Linked DNA regions of Mus musculus: region 1 is linked to region 2. A link is a loop called in an ENCODE intact Hi-C map of the cell type or tissue named here. Cell type or tissue: left cerebral cortex. All regions are shown on one strand. Each heading gives the region's core, and the rest is flanking DNA. Links, peaks and the distances in the headings are about the cores only.

Region 1 (15,000 bases), core at 2,925-10,924, 56 kb before region 2:
TTCTGTGCATGTGCTAAAGTTTGGACCCCTAGCCTTGTACATGCTAGGCAAGTATACTACCACCAAGCTTCATCTCCAGTCCTGTTCCCCACTTAGAGTTTGGTACAAATATTCACTGAAACCTGGAGTAGAGCCGTGCTCTGGAGGCCATTCCTCCCTAGGTTTCTATTTCCAGAGCTGCAGATGTCCTTGGAGGGCACTGGCACCTGTGCCCCTGCATCCTGCTCACCTAAGCAAGTTGTTTTAGGTTGGAGGTTCTCTTCTTCCCTCCTTCCTTCTCTCCTTCCCTTCTTCCCTTTCTTTCTTCCTTTGACTGGGTCTCGTGTATCTCAGGCTTCAAGCTCACTATGTAGCTGAGGCTGACCTTGAACCTCTGACTCTCTTGCCTCCACTTCCTGAGTGCTAAGATTGTAGGCTTGTACCACCGTGCCCAGCCTACTTGGAGATTCCAACTTAATGATATTTCCCCCTTCTAGACAAAGTCAATCCTGGGGCACCTGAGACCCCCTCTTGCTGCTGTGATGTACCCCACTTGATCCCTGAGAGGAAACAAGTCCTAAGAAAGTATAGAATAGAAACATGAACAGAGACAAACCTCAAGGACAATGTCTGAGAGTTCTTACACACACACACACACACACACACACACACACACACACACACACACACACACACACACCCTTAGTACTTAGAAGTACATAGGATAGGCACCAGGGACCGGCCCAGGAATCCCATCCTGGCTGAGTGACTCTAAACTGGAGCCTGCTTTCTCGGGACTTTGGTGATCTGAACCCTGAAAGAGATGGAAGCTGAGGAGTTCTTTCTGGGCTTTCTGCTTCTGGCTGGCTCCTCCATTTTGTGGCACCAGGAGCCCTCTGACAGAGGCAGAAGGAAGCCAGGCCCATTTCTGGAGGACTTGAAGGTGTTTGCTCTTGGCTGTGGCTCTAGGGAGAAATTGTCTTTTCACTGTCTGCAATTAGGGCTGAGTCAGACATGAACTAGCCATGTGTTAAAATAAGCGCCGGTGTTTCTGAGAAGGGAAGTCCCAGAGCCGGCCAGGCCGGGATTAGCTGCTGATAAGGGGCCTGGCATTGTTCTATCCGTCCCCTGAGACCCACACCACATCCTAGAAGAGAAGCCAGGTCCCTTGGCTGGGACAGTTGTGGGCAGAGCTGGAAGGCTTGTCCTGCAGGCCATCTGTGGCTGTGGCTGCGGCTGTGCGGAGTCAGGGCAGCACAATGGTCAGGCATAGAACTTACCCTGGGTGCAACTTTGCTGTTGTAGCCTGGGCCCTGTCTTGTCACGTAGACAATTCTTACTCCTAGACCAGCATAGAGGCAAGTGGAGACCATGAGTCAACCAGCCATGTGTAAGTCCAGCAACCCAGGCCAGCCACATCCCTAACCCCAAGGTCAAAGCAAGAGCCAAGGAATGGGGAGGGAGAGGGAGACCTCTCCAGTTTAGACTCTTCAGTCTTAAGAAACAAAGGCGACAGGAATGTGAGGAAACCACTGTTTACATGGTTCTCATGAGTGGTCCACTCAAACGTGTCCTAACGCACTTCTGGACTGAGCGCGGAGGGGGCGGTGTGCTGAGGTGGGAACCGGAGATGGGGGTGGAGGACTCCGTGTTCTTGGGAAGTTGTGCGGAGGAGGCCAGCTCTTTCCCCTTCGGCTGCTCTGAGCTTCAGTGGGGGCCCGAGGAGGAGGGCAGAAAGGGTCCTGGTGGAACAACAAGGGCCTGGATTACGTTTCCAGCCAGGAAGGTGGGTAGGAGGGCAGTGAGCATCGAGGTTGGTTGAGGGCAGGTGACCACCCGGGGAGTCTGGGGGTAGAAGGACTTGGAGAGAGATGCATGGAACCAGAGAGTAAGGTTTTGAACCCAGCTCCCAGCAGGCGAAGATATTCCTTGGAAATAAAGTTGTCCATTTTGATCACCCCCATCCATGACCCCAATGCTGCCTCTTCACAAGGCTGCATTAAGCTTTTCAAGGCCTTCTGGAAACAGAACGTGCTCCCAGCTACACAGAGATCCTCCCTCTCAGTCCTCGATTCTAGGGAATAAATGTGACTGGCCCCGAGAGCCACAGGCTTGGCCAGCTGACGCAAGCCCACAGGAACAAGGGTAACCCTTCTAGCTCCTCGGTGGCCGAAGCAGTTTTTACAGCCCAAAGAGGCAAAATGGGAACTAAGGGTTGAGAGTGGGCAAGGAAACCACCTCAGGGAGAGAGAGCAGGGGAGGACTGGAGTTACCGTCTCCGGACAGAGCATGCCCACATCCAAAGCTTTTTCAAATGATCCAAACTCCTGGCTTGAGAGGTGGCTCAGGGGTTAAGAGCACCCGCTGCTCTTGCAGAGGGCCCAGGTTTGATTCTCAGCCCCTAACCGGCAGCTCATGAACACCCAAGACTCCAATTTCAGATCTGATACCCTCTTCTGGCCGCCTTGGGCACTGCATGCATGTGATGCATAAATATGTACGCAGACAAAACACTCCTACATAAAAGTGTACTGGAATTTGTGTGTAATCCCAGCACTTGGGAAGTTGGGGCAAGAGGATCAGGATTTGGCTACATACCAAGTTTGAGTTTGTGCTACATGAGATGCTGCCTCAAAACAACAATAACAACAACAACATAAGACAAGCAAATAAATAGAATTCCAATGAAGACACTCTACAATCTATTTGCCAACAATTAATATAGAAAAATGTCTAACTCCTTTAGGAGGCCATTTTAAAGATTTTACTTCTCTCTCTCTCTCTATGTATGTATGTATGTATGTATGTATGTGTGCCCGTACGTGTGTAGGGTGGAGTCTGATGCTGGGTCCCATCTTCCACTGGCCTAGCTAGTTTTATGTCAACTGAAGCCATTTGTGAAGAGGGAACCTCAGTTGATAAAATGTCCTCTCCACACTGGCCTGTGGGCAAGTCTGTGGGGCATTTTCTTGACTGATGATTGATGTGGGGAGGCTCAGCTCACTGGAGATGGTGCCAACCCTGGGCCCATGGTCCTGGGCCCAATAGGAAAGCAGGCTGAATGAGCCACGAGGAGCAAGCCAGGAAGCAGCCGTCCTCTGTGGTCTCTGCGTCAGTTCCTGCCTTAGGTTCTAGCCCTGATGAATGATAATTAGGACGCAGAAGCTGAAATAAACCCTTTCCTCCCCAAGTTGCTTTTGGTCATGTGTCTTCTCACAGCTATGAGAACCCTGACTAAGATACCTACCTAATCAATGAGGTGGGGTTTCCAGTCAGACCCAGGGCTTTGAAGATATAATTTGTCTTACCCGCCATCTTGTCTGGGGGTCCCCAACCTGCCTTTGGAGGCTAGAATTATAGGCAGGTTGCTACAGACACTCAGAATTGGCACTGAGTACCCAAACTCTGGCCCTCAGACATATATGGCAAGTGTTTTAAGCACTGAGCCATCCTCCTGGCCTTGAAGCGGGGCATTGAAGAGCAACATTTTGGTTCTCTAAGCCATTGACACCAAACTCTCAGCGATGGCACATAAACGCCCTGGTTATCCCACACACAATGTTGATCTGGGGATAGACATCAGCCTTTCACACACACCCCACCCCACCCCTCCATTACAGACCTATTAGAGGTATTTGGAGGTTGCCAGCAGAAGTGGATGCGGGGCCTTGGATTCTGAGAGCTGACACCTGACAGTCTTGGGGCACAGAGGAGTCTGTAGTCACCTCCTTTCCTTTTCTTTCTTTTTAAATATGTACTTTACATGTCTGGTGGGTGCCTGGTTGTCTGCATGGACCCCATGTGGGTGCAAATCCCTTTGGAGGCCATAAAAGGGCACCAAGATTCACTAGAACTGGGGTTACAGGCAGTTGTAAGCTACCCGATGTGGGTGCAAGGAACCAAGCCCAGGCCTTCTGTAGGAGCACCAGCTCACCCACAGCAGTTACATTTCTGTCTGCAAAGCCAGCAGGCCCCAGGAGGTCAGCTGGATTCTACCTCAGCAAGGCATTCAGGAGGTAAAAAAATGGAAGCAGTACTCACACACCCAGAGCACAGCTTACTCTGGTGGTGCTGATGAAGGGCGAGGCACCCTCCGCTGAGGGTCAGAATAGCCCAGCTCCCCACATTGGGCACTGACCCCAGCCCACCCCCACCCCCTTCCCAAGCTGTTCCAAGCCTGGGGCCCTGCCCTGTCCCAGGGAACTCTGGCTTTTCTCACACCCACACTTGCACATTCATAAGCAAGGCAAAGAAAGAAAGCAGGTATTGTTCGAATTCATAGCAGGTTATATTCTAGGAAAAGGTGGTGTAAGTGGAAAAGATAAAAACTGGATTGATTTCCCCACAGAAACAATACCAAGATGAGAAATCCTGAGCTAGGGAAAGAATTCTATGAAAAAAAAAAAAAAAGTCCTGACCTGGTCATGAAAACCCCCTTAGGCAACACAGTGAGAAATTAGGGCCGAGACATAACTAACCAAAAGAAGGTCACTCTCCACGTAAGACACCACAGGTGCTTATGCGGGGCCAATAGGCCATCAGTTGCAGGCAGTACAAGTTCTTTGTTGGAAAAAATCTAAATGAGAGAGGTATGCCCTCAACGTGGCGGCACATTGGTGTCACCCAGAGGAGCTGTCAATACCGTTTGCCTTGGGTTATCGAGACCAGATATCCTGATCTACTGGTTTATGCCTTGAAGCAAGATGTCGCTGTGTAGCCCAGGCTGGTCTTAAGTGAACTCTAATTTTTTAAAACTTTTATTTTTGTGTGTATAGGGGTGGGGAGTGCTGGGGTTACAAATGTGTGCCACCATGCCCCATTTACGTGGTGTGGATGTATTTGTGTGTGCTAGGCAAATATTTGGTCAACTGAGTCCTCCCCCTCTCCTAACCTGTATACTCTTCCCACGTGCTGTAATCAAATTAGTAGGAGCCCTTCTCCCCTTCCCTTCTTGGTGTGTGCGTGGGGGGGCACTTTGGGAGTCATCCTTCACTTCTCTACCTTACTCACTGAGGCAGGGTCTTTCAATCAAACGCAGAGCTTGAAGGCATGGTTAATCTCAACAGCCAGCTTGCTTTGCCTACAGTGGCTGGAACTACAGGTGAGCCGTCACCATCACCGCATAGGCCCTGGGGATTCAACTCCAGTTCTCACACTTTCCAGGCAAGCACTTTAACCACAGGGTCATTTCTGCAGCCCCAGAAGGAGCCCTTCTAAGTGTCCTCTCTGACCTGCTCTGTTGGCAGAAGCCTTCTCCCCTGAGCAGGCCTGTCTGGTGGCTGCCTCAGGCAACTGAGGGGAGCTGGGAGCTCTGCTCAGAACGCAAGACCAAGGAAGGTTAGTTTGGGTTCCTGGGTCCTCAAGCCTTCATTGCATGAGGATGGAGTGCTGTCTGGGATGGGTGTGGTGGGTGGGGTCGGCTGTGAGGTCTGGTAAGTGAACTGGGCATGCCCCGTAATCAGGGTGGTGGTGGGGGAGGGGCAGGAAGATGGGTAGACAAGACTGACCAAACAAGAGCTGGCTCCATGGGATCTCAGCTGAGGCAGGCCACTTACCAGGCTAAATTACTGTGCTTCTAAATCCAAGGTCACAAACCACGAAGCACGGAGTCCTTCTCCCCGGCCTCCCAAGAGCAGGTGACAGAGATTAGGTAATGAGGATTAGATTAGTGGTTGTTCGACTCCTAACCATTTCCCTTGTGTGTGGATTCTGATGGAAGAAGAGACCAAACCTTTCTTCTTTGGGTCTCTAACTTTGTTTAAGTTCACCTGTAAACTCCCCATGTGCTCCCAGGAGAGACTCCTAGCCTCCCTGGGCCACAGTCTCTTTGTCTCTGAGAATGGGGACAACATGCCCATGTCCTATATGCCCCCAGAAGTGTCGGGAATGGGGAGGACTGAAGGATGGCATCTGTGTGAGCTGTGAGGATGGAGGGGGGTGCAGAGGAGACTGGAAACCAGGCATCCCAGGCTAGGGTTGGTGATACCAATAGTGCAGTGGGGAGAACTTTCTAGAATGTGCTCTCTACACATTTCTCCATCTGTGGGCACTGGAAACCTTTACCTTGCACTGTTTTAGAGAGCTGTCAACAGACCACGACGGCAGCAGCTTTTGCCTGCCCCACCCCCTCCGGGCTGCCTGGTTGTCAGCACCTGTGCCAGGCAGGCCTCACACCAGTATACTGTCAGGCTCCAGTGGGGAACAGATTCCAAGCTGAGCCTCCTAGAGAACCCGCAGCCTGCTAGGGGCACTATGGCTTCTGGTGAATGTGAGGAACTTGAGAGGCGGCTGGGCCACAGTCATCAGAATTGGTCAAGGATATTTTGCTAGCTCTTGAGCCACAGTTGCTTCACACACTGTGTTTTGAAACTTGCCTTTGCTTTCAGTCTTTGTTCCACTCAAAAAATATTTACCAAGGGCTGACATGGCCTCTGTACAGCTTGCAACTCAGTGACTAAGTAAACATGAAAAGAGTGTGATGAGAACCTAGGAGCTGAGCCGAACAAGGAGCGGTGGTAGGGTGCGTGGGCGCCCTCCCTGAGCTGGATCACTGAAGCTGGTGAGGAGACGGAAGGTGATGACTGTGTGGGAAAGTATTTTAGGCAGAAGGTGGAGGACAGAGGACAACCTTGTGTGTTATTTACTCAATCACTGCCATCTTTTTTGAGACAGTGTTCCCCACTGCCCTGACACTTGTCAATAGGCTAGATTTGCCGGCCCGTGAGATCTGCAGGGATCTTCTGGGATAACAGGTGCTGGCTGCCATGCCTCGCTCTGCGGGCTTTGGGAACCCAACTCGGTGCTTGCGCTTGGCACTTTGTTGACTAACTCCCCCACTCCAACCCGAGTTTGGATTTTCTTCCATGTACCACAGGAAGTGCTGTGGGGTCTTAGGGAACTATGTGGATTTGATCCACGTTCCCCAAAGGCTACCTGCCACCCTGCGTGGTCAGAACGATAGAAGCCCATCCAGAATGGTGTTCAGGAGACTGGCTGACTGAGCCAAGAGGGCACTTTAGACAGGGCGAGCAGGTTGTGCTTCGGTAACAAACAACCTCTGATTTTAATGACTTACTAAATACTCATTTGCTTTCATGGGTCAGCAGAGGGGTTCTGATCATCTTAGCCACGTAGGGGCTCCAAGGGCAAGTCTTCCTCTTGAACCCAGCTCCCATAATCTGTAGGGCGGGAGGGAGAAAGCCGTGGGATTCACCATCAGATGTGAAGATAGAACCACACAGGCACATCTAACTTCAAAGGAGGGGCAAAAGACCATGCTGAACGAGACCCACTGGCGGGGAGAGTCTGAGTGACTTCCAGGTTCAGGAGCAGGTGTCAGATGGCCCCCGTGGTGTGAAATGGGTTCACGCCCATTGTAGTAAGGTGGGAATTGGGATAAAGGGTTTGGGCCAGGGCAGGCTCCAGTCTGGCTACTGGCTTTTGCAAATCTAAAGTTCAATGAAGAGGTCTAGGCTGGAAACGAATTTGGGTGTTATCAGCTACAGGCAGTGGTTAGGACTTTGGACATAGATGGTTCTCAGGCCCTTGGGTTGAGTCTGGCCATTCACCGTAGGTGCCTCTGGTCCTTGGGACTCAGCCAGGGACTGTATGATGTCACTGCTTCCTGGGTTCGCTTGCTTGCAGGGAGCAGATGGTCTGGCTTCTCACCCAGTGCAGTTGTGTGAGCGCAGTCCTGAAACACACTTGTGTGTGAGCATATGTCCTGTGAGTTTTGCTTCCCCGGAGAATACTCTCCCCCCAACGTTCTTATCAGTTTGCATTTCCACCACCGATATTTAAGATTCCTATTACCCCATCCCTCACCCACACTAAAAAGTATTGGAAGCCTCAAGGCTGGGATGCTAAAACTTCAACCAGTGCTATGGAAGGGGAGAGATAAGGAAGTGGGCCGAGTGGTTGGGAACTGGGTTTCAGTTAGTGACTAGTATGGAGGTCAAGGGCAAACTGTTTAACATCCATGACGATTGATCTTCATATCTGCAGAGGGGATGATGGCACCTTTCACTATAGACTCATTAGTGTCAAAAATCAGAGCTGTCTCTAGCTAGCTTAAAGGAGCAAGTGGTTCATCGGAAGGGCCTCGGGTGGCCCATGGTTTCTGAGGCAGAGAAGGTTACTCAGCCCCAGGAAGGGCCTGGAAAGACAGGTCCAGGATGACCAATACTGAGACCAAACTTCTATGCACCTTGGTGCATCCTCTGTGCCTACGGCACTCAGTCCTTAAAATTCCAAATGTCGTGTTCTGGGGCTTTTGAGAATGCAATAAAACTAGATGATTAGGCAGAGAGCCTGGAGCATGGTGAGCTGGGCACCGTTCCACCCTGGCTGGAGCCCTGAGGACGGTCCTAGGTCCAGGGTGTTGTGGCACCTGTTGTGCAGGGAGATGTTCTATCTGCCAAATTCACGCAGTCTTTATGAGAATTATGGGTTCCCTCTGGAGACCTTTAGAGGCCAGCAGATGTGGTTCTCTGTCCCTTTCCCTCTCCCTGTTCCCCTCCCCTCCCCTCCCCTCCCCTCCCCTCCCCCTCCCCTCTCTCATTTTCTTTCTCTCTCTCCTCCCCTCCAAGACAGGATTTCTCTGTGTAGCCCTGGGTGTCTTGGACTCACTTTGCAGATCAGGCTACCTCCTGAGTGCTGGGATTAACTTCACAGAAATGATCCTCAGTGCTCGGGTCACAATACAGGAATCAGGCTGGTTAGTTAGTTAGTTAGTTCTTTTGTTTTCTGGAGGATGGCTTTCTTTGATGTTGTTGTTGTTGTTTGAGGCAGGGTTTCTCTGTATTGCCCTGGCTGTCCTGGAACTCACTCTGTAGACCAGGCTGGCCTCGAACTCAGAAATCTGCCTGCCTCTGCCTCCCAAGTGCTGGGATTACAGGCACGCACCACCACGCCCGGCTGGAGGATGGCTTTCATGCCTTTGTTTTGAGAGAGGTTTGATGCAGTTAAACCAAGTCTTCTCCATGCAGGGCCTGTGCTGGAGAAGTGCCTGATGCTGCAGACAAATATCTTAGTCCCAGTGTCTCTCTTTTTCAGTCACTTTAATTTGTTTAATTCCATAATGAACTTTCACTAGTGGACCTAAGATGACCCACGTAGCTTTTAACAATTAAATTAGCAGAAAAATGAAATAAAAAAGACTTACACAGTATAAAGTTTTTTCTTTTGAGACAGGGCCTCACATAGGAGAAGACTTGAACCTGATATTTATCTGAGGTTCAATTTGAATTTTCGATCTTCCCACCTCCACATCCTCACTGCTGGGGCTACAGCTATGCACCGTCACATCTGGCCAGACCTTATTTTTAATGATTGAGGTTAACAAGCACGAAGTTGTTTGTCAAATTAACATCAGTTTTTAAAGCTTCCTGGACCTGGATGAGGCCTGGCAGCGAAGCCTGCATCTTCCCTGCCCCAGACAGAACCTGGAGGGCATTCCTTGCTTTAGATTAGCCAAATTCAGTTTACATCTCTGGACACTCTTTTTTTCCTTTGAGTTAGAGTTTCATGTATCTCCGGCTGGTCTTGAACTTACTATGTAGCTAAGAAGGATCTTGAACTCCTAATTCTGCCACCACCTCCAAAGTGTGGGGATAACTGTCATTCACCACTGTCCCCAGATCTGTTATGCTGGAGAGCAAGCCGAGACCTTCATGCATGCTAAGCGAGCCCTCCACCAACTCACCTACATTCCCAGCACTGGTACTCCTCTGTCTCTGTCTCTCTGTGTCTCTGTCTGTCTCTGTCTCTCTTTCTGTGTCTCTCTTTCTTTTTGTGTCTCTGTGTCTCTGTCTGTCTGTCTCTCTCTCTCTCTGTGTGTGTGTGTGTCTATGTGTGTGTGATAGATGTCCTGTGGCTGTATGCAGATGCGGGTCAGGTATATAGGTCATAAGTTGACATCTGATGTCTTACTTTGCCACTCTCCACCTTTTTTGAAACAGGACCTCTCCCTGACACTTAGCTCCCTGATTCAGCTAAGCTTTCTGGTCAATGGTCCCAGGGTCTGCCCATCTCTACCCCTATTCCTCAGGGCAGGGTCCCAGACACAGGCATCCACGCCTGGCTTTTAGATGATTGTGGCTCACTCGGGTCCTCATGCTTGAGCGGCAGTACTCTCTGACTGCGCCATCTGCCTAGCCCTTCCCTATTCTTAGAGGGAACCTGATGATCTTAGCCTGTGCCAGATGTCAGTAGAGACAGTAGCACTGAGAACCCATCTTACTTGGGGAGGCTTCACTTGTGGCCGGCTAAACCTGTGGAGAGATCCCCAGTGTTTTTACTCTGTGAGTATGATCTCCCTTAAACAGAATCTAGACACCTGCATCTCCTGGTTCATGTTCAGGATTTTGAGCCCACTGTGTGTGATGCAGAGTGTCAGCTGGGGCAGTGACTTAGCTAACACGAGAACACCAGGGGCACTGGTTTCCGGAGTTGCCATGGGAACCAGTTTCATGGTAGGCTGGTTCAGCAGTGGGCTCCTAGCCATTTTCTGGAAGCCCACCTAACGCCTGTTTTCCTAGAGCTTTCTAATATTTCCTGCCAGACTGAGGATTGAACTCAGGGCTTCTTCATGCATAGTACAAAGTGTCCTATCACTGACCTACAATCCGGCCTTTTAGTAGGTCATAATAGAACCACTTCTCCTCCAGCTAGAGTTGCTTCTGTTGTCTTCAACCCATAAACCTTAAGCATCCCCTCCGTGTTGGAGGATGAGCCTGAGAAGGGGTGTTGTGAGCTGAGGGTCCATGGGGAGTTGTCTAGCGTGACATAACCCTACTGGGATGCTTTGAAGATGAATCGTAGGTACATGTCTAATGAAACTGTGTCATTATAAGTTCTCAGTGAATAGCTGAGGGGGCTATGATGAACTGCTGCATTCTGTCCCTTGAGTAGCTCTGAGATTTCCAATGGTGCCTTTTTGTTGAAACTTGTCTCCCATACTGGACCAAAGGCTGCTATAGTGCATCTTCTTAAGGGTTTGGTAGGACCAAGAACTGACCAGGGGTTTCAGAGACTCGAAGAAGAGCAGAAGCCACGTTGGGGATGGCAAAGCAGACACAGGCATAAATCTTAGATTCTTTGAATCATTACAAAAATTGTCACCTCCCTTACTGTCATGGTACCTGCCTTCAAGAGCCTCTTCAGGTCAGGTTTTTTTTTTGTTTTTTTGTTTGTTTGTTTGTTTGTTTTAAATGATGTAACTACCCTTCCTCTCTGTTCGCAGTGCCTAGTTAATCATTTCTGCACAACTCACACTCACTCGCATGCACACATGAACACATGCATACACACAAGTCTTGCTGATGCTCCCTCTGGCTGTCAGCATGCTAACAACAAAACCCAGGAGGCACGAGAAGTAGCCTTGGGTGCTGTAGGTCCCACATCCTGGGGCTCTTGCCTTCTGTCCTGCAGACTGCAGGCTTTCTGTACTATGGGGCAGCTAAGAGCCATAGAACTGAAATGTGGATCATTCAGATGGTTTCCCCGTCTTCCCCTTCTCCGTCATCCTCGTTTCTTTTCCTTCTCATCCTCCATTTCTCCTCTTCCTCTTCCTGCCTGCTTCTCCCCTTCTTCTGCCCCCTTGCTCTCACACTCGCTCATTCTCCCCACCTCCCTCTGCTTCTAGTTTTTCTTTTTTCTTTTCCTCCACCAGGATTAGCAAAACAAAAACCCATCCAAGCCAGAAACCCTTAAATCAGACAAACAGGCAGGGATTTTCTGAAGTGCTGGGTTGGCTTCTTTGCCACTTCTGTTTGATGTCTGTCAGTCCATCTATGCAGAAGGATGGAGCAGATCTTCTTTGATGAGGAGGAATGAACATACACCAGAGCCAATGGTAAGTAAAGGACCAGTATCAAAGACCTTTCCCTCGGCGTCAACCACTTTGTGCAAGCACACAAGCGTGTGTGAATGTGGAGGCCTGATGCCTCTTGTGTGAGTCCTTGAGGAACTCCGCTCTGACAGGGTCTCTCACCCAGACCTGGGGCTTGCTAGCTGCTCCCTGGCTGGCCAGTGAGCTCCAGAAATGTGCTTGTCTCTATCCCCTAGCCCTGGGATTACAAGCGTGTTCCATCTTGTCCATCTTTTTATATGGGTTAGATTCAAAGCCAGGTGCTTATGCACATCTTCACACTCTGCCCACCTCACTCGTTTGACCTGTGAGTGACAGGCAGCACAGCTGTCCTCACGCTGGCCGTGGAAGTGATGCTGGAAGTGATGCTGGAAGTGATGCTGGAAAGCTTGCTGCAGTCAGTGTGACCACTGAGGATTATCCAGAGTATTAAGCAACAAGGCAAATATATTTTGGTGGGAAAGTGTGGGAAATTTTTAGAAAGCAAACTGTTATTGAGCCAGGTGCATGCTAGGACTTAGGAGGCGGAAGCAGGAGTTTCGGGGGGTTTAAGATCTTCCTCACAGAAGTCCTTAGGAAGTGTCACCAGCAAGCCTTGCAACATCATTGGCTGCACTGTCATTGGGCCACAGTGAATTTGCAGCAGGTCTTAATTAGAAGGCGGGTGCTTACTACAGCTCACCTCTAGCTCTGGTGGGAGCGGGATGCTTCATCAGGGGTGAACGGAGTTCTTACCAAGTCCGCTCTCCCAGAGGGCACTGCAGGGACTTCACCAGCACAGTGATGAGACCATTCAACTACATACCAAACTAGAAGACTGGGGATGGAGCACAAGCCTTACCTCCACACCAGATAGAAACCAGCCTGGTCTACACAGCAGACTCTAGGCTGGCTTGGGTATGTAGTAAGATCTGTTGCGGGAGGGGGTAGTGCTGGGCTACATTCCCTGGGACCTGTCTCTTCTATATCTGGGTAGAGTGGCTAGCTGAGACAGTGGACATCACGAATATAGCTATGGTAAGTGCCTGGCGGCTTCCCTGGGCTGTGCCTTCATCGTCATCCTGGGTTCTGCGGCTGGGCCGCCCTATCCTTCCTGTTTCCTGGCTCTCTTTCTAGGCTTTGTTTCTTGCTTTGGTAGAGCACACCCCCCCAGTAGCTTCTAGAAAAAGGGTGGCCACTAGGTCAATGTTGGGGGAACTTGCTTATCTGAAAATGCCCTTTAATTCTATTTTATTGGCAGTTGGCTGGGCATATGGTCTAGACTGGAGATAATCTTTCTTGCAAAGTGGCTTCATTGTCTCCTTGCTCAGAGTGGCTGCTGGGCAGCCAGACACTGATCTGCAGGGAGTCTATGTCACGTGTTCTCTTCCCTCTGGAGTGTGTTGAATCAAATCATCCCCATCTTCCAGGGTCCTGAAATCTCACGGCACTGCACCTGAGTTACGTGTGTTTTACTCACTTTTTCTGGGTGCACGGAAGCCTTTTCATCTAAAAATGCACAGACTTCAATTTCTGAATCCCATTTTTAACTGTTTTTATTGGTTTCTTCCTCCCCCCCTTATATCCTAGAATGAAAAATGATTGACTTGGGTGTTGGCCTTCCTGGATTCTGTCTGTTTTCATTCCTCCTCCTCCTTCTCCTCCTCCTCCTCCTCCTCCTTTCCTGTTTTCATTGTTCCTATTATCAACATTATTATTGTTTAGCTTAAAAATTTAGGTCTCTGTGTATTATACATGCATGTGCACATATGTGTACCACTGCATGTACATTACTGTGTAGAAACTAGAGGATGCCATGTTCTGTTACTCTCTGCCTTATTCCTGCAAGATGCAGTCTTTCACTGAACCTGGAGCTAAAACAGCAGCCAGCAAAACGTAGTACACCTCTACATTACACATAAACCATTGTCTACACAGCAATCCTCCTGCCTCTGTCCTCTACCACAGTGGAGATGCAGACCCACATGGTCATGCCCAGTTGTTTTTGTGTGGGTGTTGAGGATTTGAACTTAGGTCTTCATGCTTACACAGCAAGATCTTTTACCCACTGAGCCATCTCCCTAGTCCATCATTTTGTTTTTCTGAGGCCAGGTCTCACAGTGTAGCTCAAACTGTCTGAAAACTGTGATCCTCCCACTTCTGTATTCTGAGTGCTGGGGTTACAGGTGTGTGTTGCAATTCCCTGCACCCCCCACCCCTCCACAAGTCAACAGAAAGGATGCTATATGGAAGAAAGACAGAAACCAATGGGAGTGGGGCCCATGGGCGGGGACTGAAAGGGCAGATGTGAGTCAAGTTCAACATGTGTATATGAAAATGTCACCACGGAACTCATTGCTTTGTATGCTAGCTGGGATTGCTGGTTTTAAATGTTTAAACTGTTATAATTTAGAATCACTTGAGCAGGAAGCCTTGGAGGGATTGTTTTGATTGCCTTAATTGATGCTGGGTGACCACCCCCAAGTGTGGGCCCCATCTTCTGGAAGCAGCCAGATAAGAAGAGGGAAAAGGAGGAGGAGGAGGAGGAGGAGAAGGAGAAGGAGAAGGAGAAGGAGAAGGAGAAGGAGAAGGAGAAGGAGAAGGAGAAGGAGAAGGAGAAGGAGAAGGAGAAGGAGAAGGAGAAGGAGAAGGAGAAGGAGAAGGAGTAGTAGTGTTTTTATCTTTTGGTTCCCGGCTTCCCTCTTGCTGCCAAGTTGATTTCCCCATCCAGGCTGCTGCTGTCTCTGTCAGTGATTCCAAAACCAGTATTCCCAGGCTTCCAACACAGTGTGAAGCCCAGGAACCATGGAGACACCCAGCTTCAAGGACAGAATGACAACTGTGTTCTCAGCCTCTCTGGGGAACGCTGGCTAATGCACTAACTGACAAAATAATAAGAATCAATAAATACAAGGATTTGAATCACAGCAATATTTAGAAATGCCGAGAGAGTGAAACTCAAAGGACAACCGATGTTACATGCAATAGAATGGTTTTGGTAGGTAGCCTAAAGAGACACAGTGTGACCTCAGTGCTTAAAATAACTAGGTATAAAGCCAGGCATGGTGATGCATGCCTGTAACTCAGCACGTGGGGGAGGGGTGGAGGTAGGATAGGAACTCAACTAGAGACCCTGTATCAAAAACAAAACAAACAAAAACAAACAAAAAAGG
Region 2 (15,000 bases), core at 3,384-11,383:
ATGTTCCGGTAGACACCTCAGACCCAGGAATCCTCACATCCCAGGGGTCATGGGTGGGATCGTGAGCATAAAGCTGCCGGGTGACCTTCGATATCCTGGAGTTTCCAGGTTTGGGTTTGCTTTTTCCTTAAATGAGGAAATGGTCCATCTTTGAAGCCCTTCCTGTTCCTATGTGATGTGAGGCTTAAATGATCCGTGTGGCCCTGACAGATGTTCTGTCAGGATGAGATGTCCCCAAATAGGTGGTAGCCCAGGAGAGGCTATCTGTGGGTTTGGGGAATGTGGTTTTGTCTGGGGAGTCTTATGAAGCTGTGCATGAGGGCAAAGGATGATATCTATTCATTTATTCAGTAGGGAGAGATTCCCTGAGAAAGTTGGGCAGGGGTATGAACTTGCCACGCAGTATTGATAGGGTGGTCAGAAAGCTATCCTGTACGACCAAGCGGAAGGGATAGTGTGGCCTCTCCTGGGGTGTGGAAAGGCCAGATGGAAGATTCACAGTAATTCTCCTGCCCAGGGGAGCTGGGCAGAACATCTTGTTGGAAGTGGCATTTGGGCTGGGACCAGTGGGACAGCTAAGAGGCTGCCAGGCGGATGGAGCGGGGACATCACTGGAGGTGGGTGGAGCAGACAGCCTGCATTAAGCCTGATACATTTAAGGAAATTTGTGGAGGAGAAAAAGGGTTGGGCACAACCATAGTTTCCTATACGCTTGGTGCTTCCAAATACCCAATCAGGGTCTAGTACTTAGCAGAGTGGCTGTAGCTCTCTGGATCTGTTCCCCTGAAGTGCATGGAGAAAGACAGTGGGATGCAGTCTGTCTGAGATGCTCAAGAGGTCCTGGGAACTCTGGTGCCCTTCATCCAATCCTTCCCTGCTTCCATCCTTTTGGCCTGCCCCTCCCCCAGGGAACCTATAGCTTGCCCTGATTTCCCCGAGGCCACTGAGGCCCCAGCCAGGGAGGCCCTCCTCAGGGGGTGCTACCAGCCCTAATTGCACAGTGCATTCCTGGGAGTGATTTAGCAGGGCCAATTAGGAGAGGCCCTCATCAAGTGGGTGAGAGAGGAAGCGCCACCGGCCACTCCGGGGCCAGCTTTCCTGCTTTCTTTGGGAGAGTGACATGGGTAAATGAAGGCGAGATTGATGGCTCCACGCCGCGTGCTCTGTGACAAAGGAGGTTGGTAAACTCTTGGTGAACTCCCCTGGCATTCAGCTGTTGGTGTGTGTCCCTTAGTGGTGCAGCTAGGCAGCCTGGGCAGGCTCCTTCCCTTCCTGTCTCCCCTCCTCACCTCTTTATGCCCCTCGCTCCTCCGCTGTCTATTCTGAGGCAGCACCAGGCCCCTCCCTCCGCTGGCCCTTTGACTGGAGTAGACAGGACACTCCAGCCCCAGCCAGAGAACCAGGGAGGAAAGACCAGCAGTGAGGATGCCCCGCAGAGCCAAGCATTTGGAGCCCTGGGAAATCACCTCAAGGCTAAGAAACCATAGAGACCTCCCTGTGGCGTAAATGAGGGAATGGAGTTATCTGACAGCCCTGCCTGTCACCTAGCAGTTGAGACCCATTTCCTGACTTGTCCAGCTTCCTTGACAGCTGCAACTAGTGGGGCACCCACTTAGGGCCACCTGAAAGATAAAATGTTGTGTTCACGGGTCGCCAAAAGGAGGGCGGACCTGCCTGCTTGGTGACTGGTTGAAGGGGGCCTTCCCTTTGCTCTGAGGTAGGGGTTGGGGTGGGGGATGGGGAGCGCAAGGGATGCAAAGGTCTGAACAGGAAGTGCATCTTTAGATATGCCCTATCCACTTAAAGTAATGACCCTCACTGGTCTCCTTGGTTCTCGTGGCCTCCAGGGTGTGCTTCCCAGGCCCGACTTCCCCCTTCTTATGTGCAGAACTGCCTCTTTGAAAAGCCTCATGTGGCAAAAGGGGACAGAGGCTGTGCTTCAGCTCCAGGGACATTGTCACAGCCTGGGACATTGGCAGGCTCCAAAGAACACTTCCTGCTTCAGCGGGTATATACGACACCTCTCTAGAGCGTGTGACCACTGCAGGAGTCCTTAAACATGGGATGGAAGGGATCTTAAAGTCTTTCTCTGTATACCTACTCCCTGTACAGGACCCTCTTTGTGACAGACATGGGGGTATAGACACAAAATAGTTTGCCACACTGTCCCTGCCACCTAGTGGCAACAGGCCATTGTGGTTGGAGGATTTGGAAGCCAAGGATAATGAGAATTAAAAGACAACATTTAAGGAAGAATTCTTGTTCTTCTCAGCCATCAGAGGACACCGGGAAGTCAGGGATGGATATAGTCGAGTCTGTTCAGCAGGTGGGAGGATTGGGACGATTTGCTCAGAGCCCTGTCAGGCCTTAGAGTACAGGGGTGAGATCTGGAACTTTGCATGCAGGTGTTTGCTTTGCCCTTTCTGGGACTGGAGTAGTCCTCCATGCCCTGGGCTTGTTATTAGCATCAGCCCCCAGAAGGCCCTGGGATAGAGTCATGGCCCTATTTGCCAAGTACTGAGTGACATCAGGAAAGTATGCCCTCCACTTGGCTTATGGGCAGCTCAGAAACACGAGGGACCCTTGCTGTTCCTCCATGGAAAAAGAGCTGACCATCTCAGGCTACACTCACCTCCCAGCCCCTTCCTCCCAAGGCCAAGTCATGGCTGTTTGTTTGCCCTTTCATGTCCCTTGGGGATAGCTTCATAGTTACCCCTCTGCCTCTGTCCCTATACTGGAGGCTGGGTAGTCTCTGAAGAATAGAAGTTTCTTTAGCTCTTGGTTCTGGAGCTGGGTAGTGCAATAGTCAGTCCAGTGTTGGTTTCTGATATGGACTTTCTTGCTTCATCTATCTTGCCTGGTCAAGGGGATCGCACAGTCAGATAGCAAGCATGCTAGATCAAGTTTCTCTCCCACTTACAAAGCCAGTACTGTCCCGAGGTATCCACCTTGATGACCTCATGACATATAATTAACTCCCATAAGTCCCTGCCTCCATATTATTGGCACATGAGATTTGGAGTTGAGTTTCCAATACATGTAATTGAGGGCACATGTTGAAATCCCATTACCATTCATTTGCATTGAGAAAATTAATTCACAGAGGCGGGGAGGGACTGTGCTATGCGCGTGGAGGTCATCAGAGGACAACTTGCTGGTTCTTCCTTTACTCCCACATAAAGTCCAGGGACTAAACTCAGTTCATCAGGGTTGGTAGCAAGTGCCTCTACCCTCTGAGTGGTCTCACGGGCCGCCTGACTCAGCTCATGCTTAAAGGCTCACGTGGTGTCTAGCAAGATGGCTCATACCTGTAATCCCAGCTCAGCACTCTGGGAGCTGAGGCAGGAGGATTGCCAAGAATTTCAGGCCAACCCTGGCTACAGAGTGAGCCCCCCCCCCCCGGCCTCCCAAAGCCTTAAGTGGAAAGAGCAGTTAAGATGTGAGACCACCAGGAAGGACAGCAAGAGGCTGAGTAAGGCTGAGGGGCCGTGGATGGAGACTGCTGTGTCTGTGAGCAGATGCCAGCTCTGCCTGAGATGCTGGAGGTCCTGGCCAACGTGACTGGTGACAGTTTGACCTGGGAGATGGCTCTATGAGCAAACATGTCCCCAACACGGGGGCTGGGTGACCCTTCTTCAGGATATCGGTTTGAGAGCCTGAGTCCAGGGCTCCTGACCCACCCACCCCGTGAGCCACCCTGCCACTGTCTGTATTAAGACCAGAATCAGCACCGAGTTTTGCTCACTCCCCAGGCCTTAGTCTCTATCCATCACAGCCCTTCATCAGCCACTCTTCCTGTCCTAGCTTCGAGTTCCCACCCAATGCATAAATAAGCCTTAGCAGTGCTGAGAGCCTTGTCAGAGGCTCAGCAGAGAGAGAGGACTGGGGGAGGAAAGGCTCTGCGGAGTAACTGTCCCAAGTCTGCTGTGCTGGAGACAGAGCAGCTAAGCACCTGGCCCTGCGCCACACTCCTGTAGCTTCTGTCTCTATGGTGGCAGCTTCTGGGGCCTCTCAGAAGGAGGAAGGTGGAGAACAAGAAGGGGGACAGACCTGTCCCTTCATAACTGGTCTCTGTACGGCTTCCTACTCCTATGGGAATAGGAGAGCCTGTATCCTTAGTCTAGAACATTTTCTTCCAGAGATTACAAGTAACTCAGTAACATTGTCTCCTGCTGTCCTCGATAGAGTTTTTGGAGTCTTGGTAATGAATGGCCATTGAGGCCCTGCCTTAGTTGCTCACAGCAGAGGGGTGGGGTGGGATAGTAGGGTAAGTAGCCCTCACTCCATTGAGGAACTCAGGGTGCCAGCCTGCCTGTGTGGCCTGTAGGGCTAAGGAAATGGAGAGGTGTCTCTTGAGTGTGGGTGCCCTGGCGTCTGTGACCTCTTAAGCAGGCAAAGCTTTAATCCTTCTGCTGTTTACTGCCATCTGGGAGAAGAGGGAAGCTCTTTAAAGAGATAGCAGGTGGGGCACCAGACTCTGTCCTCTGAAAGACCGTCGTCTCAGTAATAGAGCCGTGTAATATCAATTCTGGGAACAGACCAAGGGCAGATGATTTGGGGGGGGGGGTTGTCAGTGGGGAAGAGAGAAGAGTTAGTGTGAGCTTTGCTCGTCCAGGACTGCTTTGTGTCTAGGTGGCTGAGCTCTGGACCATGGGCTTTGTGGGCTGTTCACAGAGCCTGAAGGTGTGTGGCAGGTGTGTGACAAAGTCTCAAGAAGCTCTCCTAGCCTGGGTCCAGCTCTCCCAGCTCCGCGTGGGCCTGAGACCCACTGGGGGCACTGGCCTAGCTTAATCTACCCCAGCCTGCCACATGAGTGGTCACTACTGCTGTGCCTGGCTGTCCCCCTCTGTAAGGCACTGATTACTACCCACATGGAACTCAGGCAGGCCAGCGAGCTCTCAAGTCCAGATCCTCTAGGCTAAGTCATTGAGTTAAATGCCATTTGCTCTCAAAGTCTGTTGAGTCCATCTATGCTGGGGAAAGGGGGTGGGGGAGGTGGGTGGGAAAGTACCACCCAATTCCCTTCCAGTCATAAAAATGGATGCAATTTATTTTTTCTGGCATTCCAATTACATAGATGTTTGTCGCCAGCTGTTCCAACATGGAGCCTCCTCTCAGCTGCTGTTTCTTCTCTCACATTTGACACCGTTAGGCCACAAGTCTGGCAAGGCCTGGCTTGGAGGGATCATTAGCTGGGAAGCCTCCCAGGTGAGCTCTGGCCGGCTTTCCTTGCAGTGGCCTGTGATGTTACTTGGGTGGTCTGAGGTCGGGTAGAGGCTGGGGTGCTGCTACCCCAGCTCTGTGGATCAGAACTCTGCCTTTCACCCTGTAGTGCTGGGTGTGAATAGAGAGAGAGAGACTCAGAGCCTTGAGCGAGAAAAAAAAAGCAACTGCCCTGCATGCTCAGACATGAGACCCATCTCTGTTGCAAGAACTCACTGTGCTTAGGATGTGGATGGTTCAGAAGGGTGGCTGTGTAGAGTTGGGGTGAAACACCCCCCCCCCCCCGAGAGCTCTACACCTCTCATGGGTGTTGCCTTCTCTGGCATGCTTAATTGTGAAGTAAACAAAACAGGATGTTGGGACGGGACAAGGTGTTAAATCCTGGCATTCGTACTTCTTCTTGGTGACCCTGGATTTGTTACTTAACCTCTTTGGTCCCCAGGACTCTCCCCCCATAAAGCAGGAACATCATACCTTCCTTTCTGCCTTGCTGAGGAGATTAAACAAAACCCTGTGTCAGAAGGGGTTGCCCTTTTCTCAGAAAGGGAATCTCTGAATGTACAGCCACAAAATGACAAGTTCATATTTAGTCCTGGGAAGGAACATCTCAAGACAGGGAAGGTACCCAGGGTGGACAGATGGGGATCTTTCAGGTTAGGGATTCTCGAATCTCTAGCACTTGAATCTGAAGCGCTGATCCTGCCCTTTAAAGTGAGGCCAGCAAGCAGCCAGTCCATAAATCCCCGATTTCAAAAGACGTGGATCTATATCAAGAAATCTAGGCAACATTTGGCTCAAAAGAATGCCAATAAACAGACCGCCATCAACAGACACCATCCATATGGTGAGGTATACTGTGCACCAAGCACTGTATCTACCATCTCTACTCCTTGTCAGTAATACTCCTGGAGTCGGAAGCAGTGCCCCCTGGCCCCCATTGCACAGAAGGGAAACTGAGGCCAAGAGAAAGCCATGTGCCTTAGGGCTAGGAACTAGGTTTCCCTTTCTTTGGTTGAAAACCCACAACCTCTTTTCCCCTGAAGATTGCCCAGGAGTGCCCCCCCACCCCCACCCCCCAGCCAGCACGCTATGGCTATGTCCTGTGCTATACCCACTTGGAACCCTTATGTAAATAGGCATCTGCAGCACGTGGAGGTTCCATTTAGCTGCAGGGAGCCAATAGCCCGCTGGTGGTGGCAAGGAGTGGGGTGGGCCTGGATTCGGGGCGGGGGAGGGGGTGTCATCAGCTTCGAGTACCCCCAGGGCTGCGCCGCCAGTGAGGCCTGACACCGGGTTAAGTCGCCTGGCGGCCTCCGGCTGCAGCTGGGAGCGCCGCCTGGTTCCCATTCGGTGCTGTGGTTTTGATTAGCTGCTGGGAGAGGCCTGCCTGCCTGCAAGTCTATGGGAGCTCCGCAGGAACAGCGGGTCCCCCCCCCCAGGCCGCCCGCCCCCCCTCCTGGCAACCCCAGACTCCAGATGTTCCGAGCGCTCGCTGGGAAGGCCTGCTGGCGCCACGGAGGGCAGAGGGCAGGGAAAGCACGCGAGCTGGAAGCCCAAGAACTCAGTCACCGCAGGCCTTGGCAGCTCGCCCAGCCCTCCGCTGGCACATTCCCCAGCTCTCCCCTGGCCATCTGTTCCCAGAAAGCCCTTTCAGAACCTCATCATCACTCAGGATACAACAGCGCGAGCAGCTGGTTTGGAGGCAACAGCGAAAACCGTGCAAAAGGTTCTTTGTGAGAGAGGAAACTCGCTTATGAATAACAGGGCTGGATGCCGTAAAACTTGGCGGCTGCAGTTCGTGTTTCTCAGGCGCCGCTGTTTGCTCTTGACTTTTTATCTCTGGTTTTTATCCACCCCCCCCCCCCCGCCACCCCCTTGTTTGCTTTCAGTGTTGTTTCTTCCTCTTCTGACACCAGGTGTCATTTCTTACTTCTTTGGAGTACCTGAAGGCCACCTAATTAGTTCTTAGGATATTGACAACTTTTTTTTTAAAGCTCAAAGCTGTTAATCCGGGGAATAGTGGACTGTTTTCCTCTGGGCTGGAAGAGACAGGCAAGCAAGAGGGTCAGGGAGTCTAATGGGAGGACAGTAGCTAAGGAGATGGTTCAATGGGTAAAGGGCTTGCTATGAAAAGGTGAGGACCAGCGTTCCCACCCCAGTAGACTCATAAAAAACTGAGTGTGGCAGCATGTGACAATGAAATGACAAGGTTCAGGGAGAAACCCTGTCTCAAAAAGAAAGGAAATATTGTCCAGAGGTAAGTGAGGAAGATACTCTGATGTTTGTCCTTGTGTACGTGTGCGTGTGTCTGGATGTGTGTCTGGATCAGTGTGGCCAGGTCCTGACCTGTAATTGCTGAGGTCATCTTCAAAAGTGTGGCCTGGTAACTTGTCATGGTTGGAGTTCTAACCAAATAGTAGCATTGAGCTGCAAAGTCATCCCACTGTTACCCTGACTGACCCCAGCTTCCAGAAGAAGCAAGCACTGTGTCTGCAGGGGCTGGGGTGAGACCTGCAGAAGACAGAGGAGGGAAGAGACAGAGACACATCCATTGGCTCATCAGAGGGGCGGCACAGAGGAGCTTTTGGGAGAACAGTGGTAGCCGTAAACACCCCAGTGCCTGGGCCCCCACAGCTGACTGAGGCATGACGTGAGGCCTTTTTAAAGAACCGGCTGCCGCCACTGTCGCCAAAGGCTTCTGGGACATGTCTGCTCAGAATCTGGGCACCTTCTGGGAACAGTCACCAGGTGGCCTGTCCTGGGCTGTGGGATCCTGGGGCAGGACTAGCAGCTGGGATGAAAAGAGAGAGAAGCAGGGATTCCTGTCTTCCTGGTACCCCTTGAGACAGGGAATGGGGTCAAGACTGCCCCGGAGTGGATGGCCAGGGTGTGCTTCTGGTATTAGTGCTGTGATGGGTTTGGGGCAGGGGACAGGGGACAGGGTTTTCCTTCCTCAGGTCCCTGCATTTCTCTGTCATTAGCTCCCTTCCTGCTGTCCCTTCAGACCCCAGAGCCAGCAGGCCCCTCACTTAGCAGTATGAAGTGACTGCCAGTGGCTTGCTTTTCCCAAGCCTCCCATTTGGGTCCCGTTTCTTCTGTGCTTTCTTCAAATCCCTCACCCCTTTCTTCCTGTCTTTTCCACTGTTTTCCACCCACCTACACTTGGGCAGACAGGGCAGGACCAAACGTTTATTTTATCATAATTTCAGGGTCATTAATCTCATGTCCAGAGAGGCTTGGCGCCAGCCCTTGGGCCCTCCCTGTGTGGCTTCTGGTGGCGGGGGGAGTCGGGGTCTCAGTGGTGCTTTGGGGACCATGAGATCTTGTTCAAGAGTCTCAGGCTTGGCTGGAGAGTGGTTTCAGAAGTTAAGAGCACTGGCTCATCTTCCAGAGGGCCAGGGTTCAGTCCACAGCCCCCACATATTCTCCATAGGCATAGGTCAGACTCAACAGAACACCCTACTGTCTGTACCCTGACCCCTGTTGACCCAGACGCAGCCACCTGGGTATCTTGTCCCTTGTATCTCAGTGTTCACAGAGCGCCTGGCCAGGAGCTCCTGCTTCGTGCACATGTTTGCTTGTTTATTATAACTGTGTTCCTAGCCATTTGATCTCGCTCTGCCTTACTTTGACCCATTGAGGAAGGCCCAGTTTCTCCATGAAGCCCCCACCCCCCCGCCCCAATCTCTCCTCCAGTTTCTTCATGGGTCCTGGAGAGCAGCCTGTTCCTGCTCTGGGGATCCATGTTTCTTTTTCTTTGCTCCCCATGACTACACAGTGGCTGCCATAGTTTCAAGGCACTTCATTCTCAACAAGACCAGGATGACGGCTTCTTTTCATTAGTGCAGTCTGTCCTAGATAGATCCCTCCTTCTCTGAGGACTTGTTCCCATTGAACCTGAGAAAAGCATCTGAGCTTGTCTACTGGGAGGGCAGCCGAGCAGTCCCCACATAGCCTAGCCCAGGAGACTTGACTCCAGTTGTGACAGGGTGTTTTTCTTCTTCGTGGAGCCAACCAGTGTTATAGCCCTGGGCACAGTGGCAGAAAACTGTTTCCCTGGCTTCTTTAATCTTACTTATGTCCTTACAAAGCTGGTGCCACAGCCCCATTTTCCACTGGTGACATTCAGGTCCCTTGAACACAGTGACCTCTTGGCTCATTACAGGGGATAGTTGCTTACAGTCTGCCAAATCCTCTCACATTATTTTTTAAAAGTCCCACCACCCTTTGAGATTTCTATTGCTTACAGGCTCAAGATAACACAGTCTTCCCCGTGGCCTCCGCAGGGTAGGGCCGGGCAGGACTTACGCAGGGTGCTACACCAGGTTACCGCCACCCTAGATACACCCCTCTCTCTGGACCACCTAGCAGTGTTCGTTCCGGGGCTAGGAACCTGTATTTCAGCACAGCTTTTTGTGTATGCCCTGAGCTCTGGTACTTGCCTTCAGCAGGCAGCACCTTCCTCCCAAAATACAGATACAGCTGCCCAGAGACCAGGGGGCCCGGAGGGCACAACAGCTGTGAAAAGGTTTTCTGAAATGCAAGTCAGAAGGGGCCCTGGAGGGCATGGCTGCTCCATCTGAAAAGTGACCAGAAGCCAAGTGTCAGACTAGCCTGGGGTGTTTCCCAAGAACTTGACTCTGATAGAGGAAGAAATCTCAAGTCCAACTTTCTCTTTGTTAATAGCTTGCTCTCTCTCTCTCTCTCTCTCTCTCTCTCTCTCTCTCTCTCTCTCTGTGTGTGTGTGTGTGTGTGTGTGTGTCCGTGTCCCCATGCCAGGTGTATGGCACATCTGTCAGGATCAGATGGAGGTTTCCTGCAGGATATACCAACAGAAGCCTGTTCGCTGATGGTTTTACAAGCCCTCCATCCATCAGGAATCTTAGAAATGGTTGCACCATGGCAGGGAGGACAGAGACACATGCGTGCCATCACAAGGAACAAGGCACTCAGAGCCCACCTGGGGGTGGTGACAGCCACTTCTGGGAGTCCCCCTCCCACCACAGGCTCTGATGCTCTCCTGGTCCCTAACACCCTGAACAGGAAGGACATGGGTTGGTACCAGAAGGATTCTTTGCAAAAGGGCGGACCACTTTGTACTTTCCTCCACCTGCACGTGTTAATTTTAACTTACACGTATTTACATTTTGAACCATGTAACTCCAAACTTGCTCCAGACTTGGTGGAGTATGACCTCCTGTCTTCATCTCCCTAGTGCTGAGATTACAGACAGTTCCAACCCAGCCGGTTTCTGCCATGCTGGGCACGGGACTGGGGCTTTGTGCATGCTAGGCAAACACTTGCTAACTGAGCTATACGACCAGCCCATAAAATTTTTACTTCAGTCTTTTTAGATCCCTATGCAGAGAATGATGAAGATGACCAAAAGGGCCCTGCACTTTATTTAAGCCTAAGTAAGTGCCCTGCTCTGCTGGGTTTGGCTCTAGGAATACTTCTGTAAATAAAACAAACAGAGGCCCCACCCTGGCGATCAGAGCTAAATGACACGAAAGTGATAGCTAACAGTGCAGAGGAGGGCTCTCTTGGACAGGAGTTTGTTGTAGATGCTGACCTTGTGACCTGGACTCCCAGGTGCCTGGGATCGAAGCAGCGACACAGAAACAACCTGTTGTATCAAGGCCAGCTCTGGGAGCAGGGGCAGAGGTGACCAGGGCCACAGAGTCAGGGAAGGAGAATGGTAATGGTGACGGCCCAGAAGTGGAGGCTATTTAGTGTTAGGGCAAAGAGTCCCATAAGGGGCAGGGACCCAGGGACCTGTGCGGACGGGTGATGCTCATGGCCTTGACCTTGAGTTGCCCAGGAAGAGTCAGCTGACTTGCTTAGGTAGTCGAATGGATCTCAGAATTCTAACACAGACTTTCTGATGCCACTGCTTGGCACCGTTAACCTCTATATTATATTGCCTGCTGGGCAGGTCCTTCCGCCTCCCCCGCTCTCTGACACACACACACACACACACACACACACACACACACACACACACATATCTATGAAAGGAAGGAAAGAGTCACTTCCCTCATCTCGTTCTCAACCTTTCCTTAGTGTAGTTGGAACCTCCTTTTACGGTGTAATTGATAAAGTGTCAGGGAATAAAAAGCCCTAATGAGAAGATGACCCTACCTGTAACCACATCCCACAGTGGCTCCAGATTCTAGCTAAGGCATGGGTGTATTTAGAAGAGACAAGAAAAAGGGTATCTCTTGTTAAAACTGCATTTTCGAGCTAGGGATAGTTCGGTTAGTAGTGTTTGTCTAACATGCAGAAACTCCGAGTTTGACGCCCAGCATCACAGAAAAAGGACTCATACCTGCAATTGGGAGATAGAGGCAGGAGGAACAAAAGTTCAGTGTCATTCTCTGCTATATAGCAAGTTTGAGGCTACCAAAGACTATTAGTGAGAGAGCCTGTCTCAAAAACTAAATAATTAAGGAAGCAACTCCTCCCCTGCCCCAAACAAACCCCCTGTGTGTGCATGGAACTCCAACTGCTTTTGCTGAAATCATTTGATTATTTGGGCTGCTTGGGGATCATGGCTTTTCCCAACTGCAACACACACACAGAGACACACATGCACACACAGGCACGCACACACTGGTGCACACACACACACACACACACACACTGGCAGAAGCACACATGCATGCCCCATTGGTGCTGCTCTGTGCCTAGCAGGCTCCCTCATGCATCCTTTGGGTACAGACTGAGATCTTTGCAGAGGCCTTCTGGCCAGCATGGATTGGTTTATGTGGCGTTGCCTCCTTGCCCCTGCTGACACTTGGCTAGAAGGATTATGGAGGGGAGGTGTTGAGAGATGCAGAGTCACAGTAATCCATCTCAGGCAGATGGCTCAGGGACCTGACGTCCTGCTCACTAGTGAAGAGATGAGTGTCTGTAGGCCAGGCTTAGAATCTGCTGTACCCAAGAACCATGATGTGAGGCAAGAGAAGTAACTGATCTGACAGTGATGGCTGTCTCCAAGGAGACACCGTAACCCTCCCTTTATCTGGCAGACTGTAAAAATACTGAGTCCCACGAAATTGGAATTTCCCCAGTTGTCTCCCACTGGGAGAAAGAAAGAGATTAGGGTGTACATACGTATATGGAGTGTCTGTGGGGTCAGGCCCACTTGGGGAGACTGAGGACTGGGGCTTTTCCGCTAGTCTGGGCTCTGTCCACCCAGCTCTGCTTCTCTCCAGCCTGGTGCCTCAGGGAACAGTCCAGAACTCTGGGGGCTGCAGGACTGAAGACAACTGGGAAGCCGCAGCTGCTAGGCCCCATAGCCTTGCCTGGACCAGCCCTTCCCTTGCAGGGCACCGTACCAAGAAAGACAGATAGACTGACAGACACAGAGAGACAAACATGGAAGAAGCCAAGAAAGAGTTGGCTCAGGAGACACAGGCAGAGCTCTGAGAGAGCAACAGATCGGCAGCCAGAGAAGAGACGTCAGCATGGCGTGGCTGTCCTCTGCGGGCCCAGGGGGCTCCTGGTAGGCTCTCGTCCTAACTTTGGGTGTGCCAAGCCTCTTGAGCTCCCAGCCAGGAGAAGGAAAAGGCTGGAGCCTTGTCTCCCAGGAAGAGATTTCACATAGCTCTGACAGCTTGTCAGAGCACTTTTCCAAGAGAGAATGGAGCTGAGGTAACGATGATGACCAGGACCACAGATTGTACAGGACTGATCTGTTATGTTCACCCCCAGCCCTCTCTATTTAAACCCAAACTTCATGTCAGGGCCCTTTGGGGGCCGCGGAACCTCTTTTTCATTCCTCTTTGCACCTTTAATAAGTCTCTTTCTGTTCGTCACTGTCACTAGCTGCTTAATTGGCCCAAAGATGGCAAGTGTCGGAAACTGGCTTGTCAGAGCGGCCAGTGGCCAGGCTCTGTCCACAGCACAGGGTGGACCTTGTAGGCTTCTGTGTCTTCGTCTGCCGAATGGATGCAGTGACATACACTTCCCAAGGCTTGTCCCTTGTCAGTGTGAGCATCGGAATGAAGTGAGGTTCCTGGCACATGGCCGCTTTTCTCAAAATGACAGCACTGAGCCTCAATCCCTCACTTCCCTGCTAGGCTGTGGGAAGATCAGGGCATCTCAGGCAGTGCCCCTTGGGAGGGGTAGAGGTGTGGGTGGGTGAGCCGCCCCACTATCAGTAACCCAGAAAGATGGAGGACACTGGGAATTAAGTGCTTTTGGGAGCTGGGAGCAACAGATCCTTCTTCCAGGTGGGAGCCGGTGGGCTGAGAGAGTGGACCTGAACAGACCTTCCATGTTCTGTAAGGGGTGGAGGCAGAAAAGGCACAGGCCACAGTCCCCCGCTGGAGTTTGCATGTTCATGGGTAGGATATTTCCATCGGTCTCCAGAGCTGGTAGCAATGAACCGGTTGCCTTCGATTTAGCTCTACCTTTGACACATCAGCACAGGGAGGGGTTTTGTCAGCCACCTGCCCTCAGCTTCCAGCATTTAGCAACTGTTGAGCAACTGTCGATTCTTACTGCTGGGAAAGCCCCTCTTTGAACCACCCTCTGGCCTAGAGGTTTGGGCTGAATGGTTGTCTTTAGCAAAGGAAGGGTTTGCCCTGCTGGATCCAATAGTCTTAGTCAGGGCCTGGGACCTGCGGGTTACATACACTAGCCTAGAATCCAGGATGACGGCTTTCTCTTTGGGGAACAGTCTTGGGGAATACAGGGGACTGAACAGAGTTGAGATGTCTCATCTCCCATGAGATGAGACAGGAAGCAGGACAGGGCCTCCAACTCAGTGTCTGTCACCAACCAACTTGCTATGTGACAGCAACTCACCACAACTGGTTGAGTGAATAGGTTCTCCCCAGCCTGACTCTCGGATTCACAAAGGCTATGACTTCGATGCCTGCCCTTAGGAGCTTTGAGGATCCTTCTAGCCAGGACACAGGGGGAACGGCAGACTCCTATCACGTCTGTGTCACATCCTGCTCCTGAATTCTCTGTCTGCTTCATGGTGCCCAGGTTGGGTAGGACAGAGTGGCTGGAGATGGGTTGACTCTTGCTTGTTTCCAGTTCCCTGGGAAATTTGGAGGCCAGAAGCTCATGGACTGAGAACAAATCTGTAAGTCCCGGCTCAGCAACAGTTGCTCTCTGACTTCTGCTGGCGAGCCAGGGCGAGGAGATGGCTCAGCATTCCCAGTGGGTTGCCTCTAAGCCTTAGAACCCAGTTCCACCGCAGGAGGAAGGAGAGACCCAGCTTCTGCAGGCTGAGGTTGCTCAGGGTCACAGGGGGAAACATATCTAAAGGGCAGTCACAGTTACACAATTACATAGTTCTACCTGAGAGTGGAGGAATGTCCTGTGGTAAGAGAGAGCTGCAGTGGGCTCAACAATCAAACCAGGCCTGCCGGAATAGCCAAAAGCAGCAATATGCCATTGTATTTGCTTTCTTGCCTTCTGTTTCAACTGATTGGTCCAGAGGAAGAAACCAACTAAACACTGAAGCTAGCTAGTGTCAGCTTCCTTGGCTGGTCTGGGGCATACCGGGAGCTGGGCATCAATTGTGAGCCCAGTCTTGAGAACCGGCCAGGTTTGTAGCTAGAGCCAGACTGCCCTGGCCACCTTCACAGTGTGGGCCAGGAGAATGGTCCCGGTCTTCCACTCCTTCTCCAGACCATAGTCAAGCTGGATGAGGAAGGAGCTCCAGCTCCAGTCCATGGCAGGGCCCGCCCAGGCAGCCAGCTAGATGACGTGGCTGTAAACCATGCTGTGGACCACAGACCCAGTGCCATCCCCGTG

Evidence for each region. Hi-C counts contacts between places; a loop is a spot of excess contacts. Peaks named below come from ENCODE experiments on the same cell type or tissue, not always from the same donor. Only the 100,000 strongest peaks of a DNase experiment are listed, where the experiment ranks them.
Region 1: it touches region 2 in a loop (1.8-fold over the local background); 5 of 42 quality-filtered maps call a loop at or near these places.

Annotation. Positions count from the first base shown.
Region 1 is chr6:72,263,769-72,278,768 of GRCm38, reverse strand. No RefSeq gene overlaps it. Among named protein-coding and RNA genes, the nearest start is that of Gm30782, 16 kb to the right of the region's middle. In left cerebral cortex, for the core only: no CTCF peak of the experiment used is centred there; DNase peaks (open chromatin) are centred at 6,512 and 7,637.
Region 2 is chr6:72,208,649-72,223,648 of GRCm38, reverse strand. All of the region lies in intron 2 of Atoh8 (atonal bHLH transcription factor 8), which reads left to right. Among named protein-coding and RNA genes, the nearest start is that of Gm52906, 15 kb to the left of the region's middle. RefSeq lists an enhancer at 4,821-8,463. In left cerebral cortex, for the core only: a CTCF peak has its summit at 6,561; DNase peaks (open chromatin) are centred at 3,907, 6,077, 6,848 and 7,894; H3K4me3 peaks cover 423 bases; H3K27ac peaks cover 760 bases.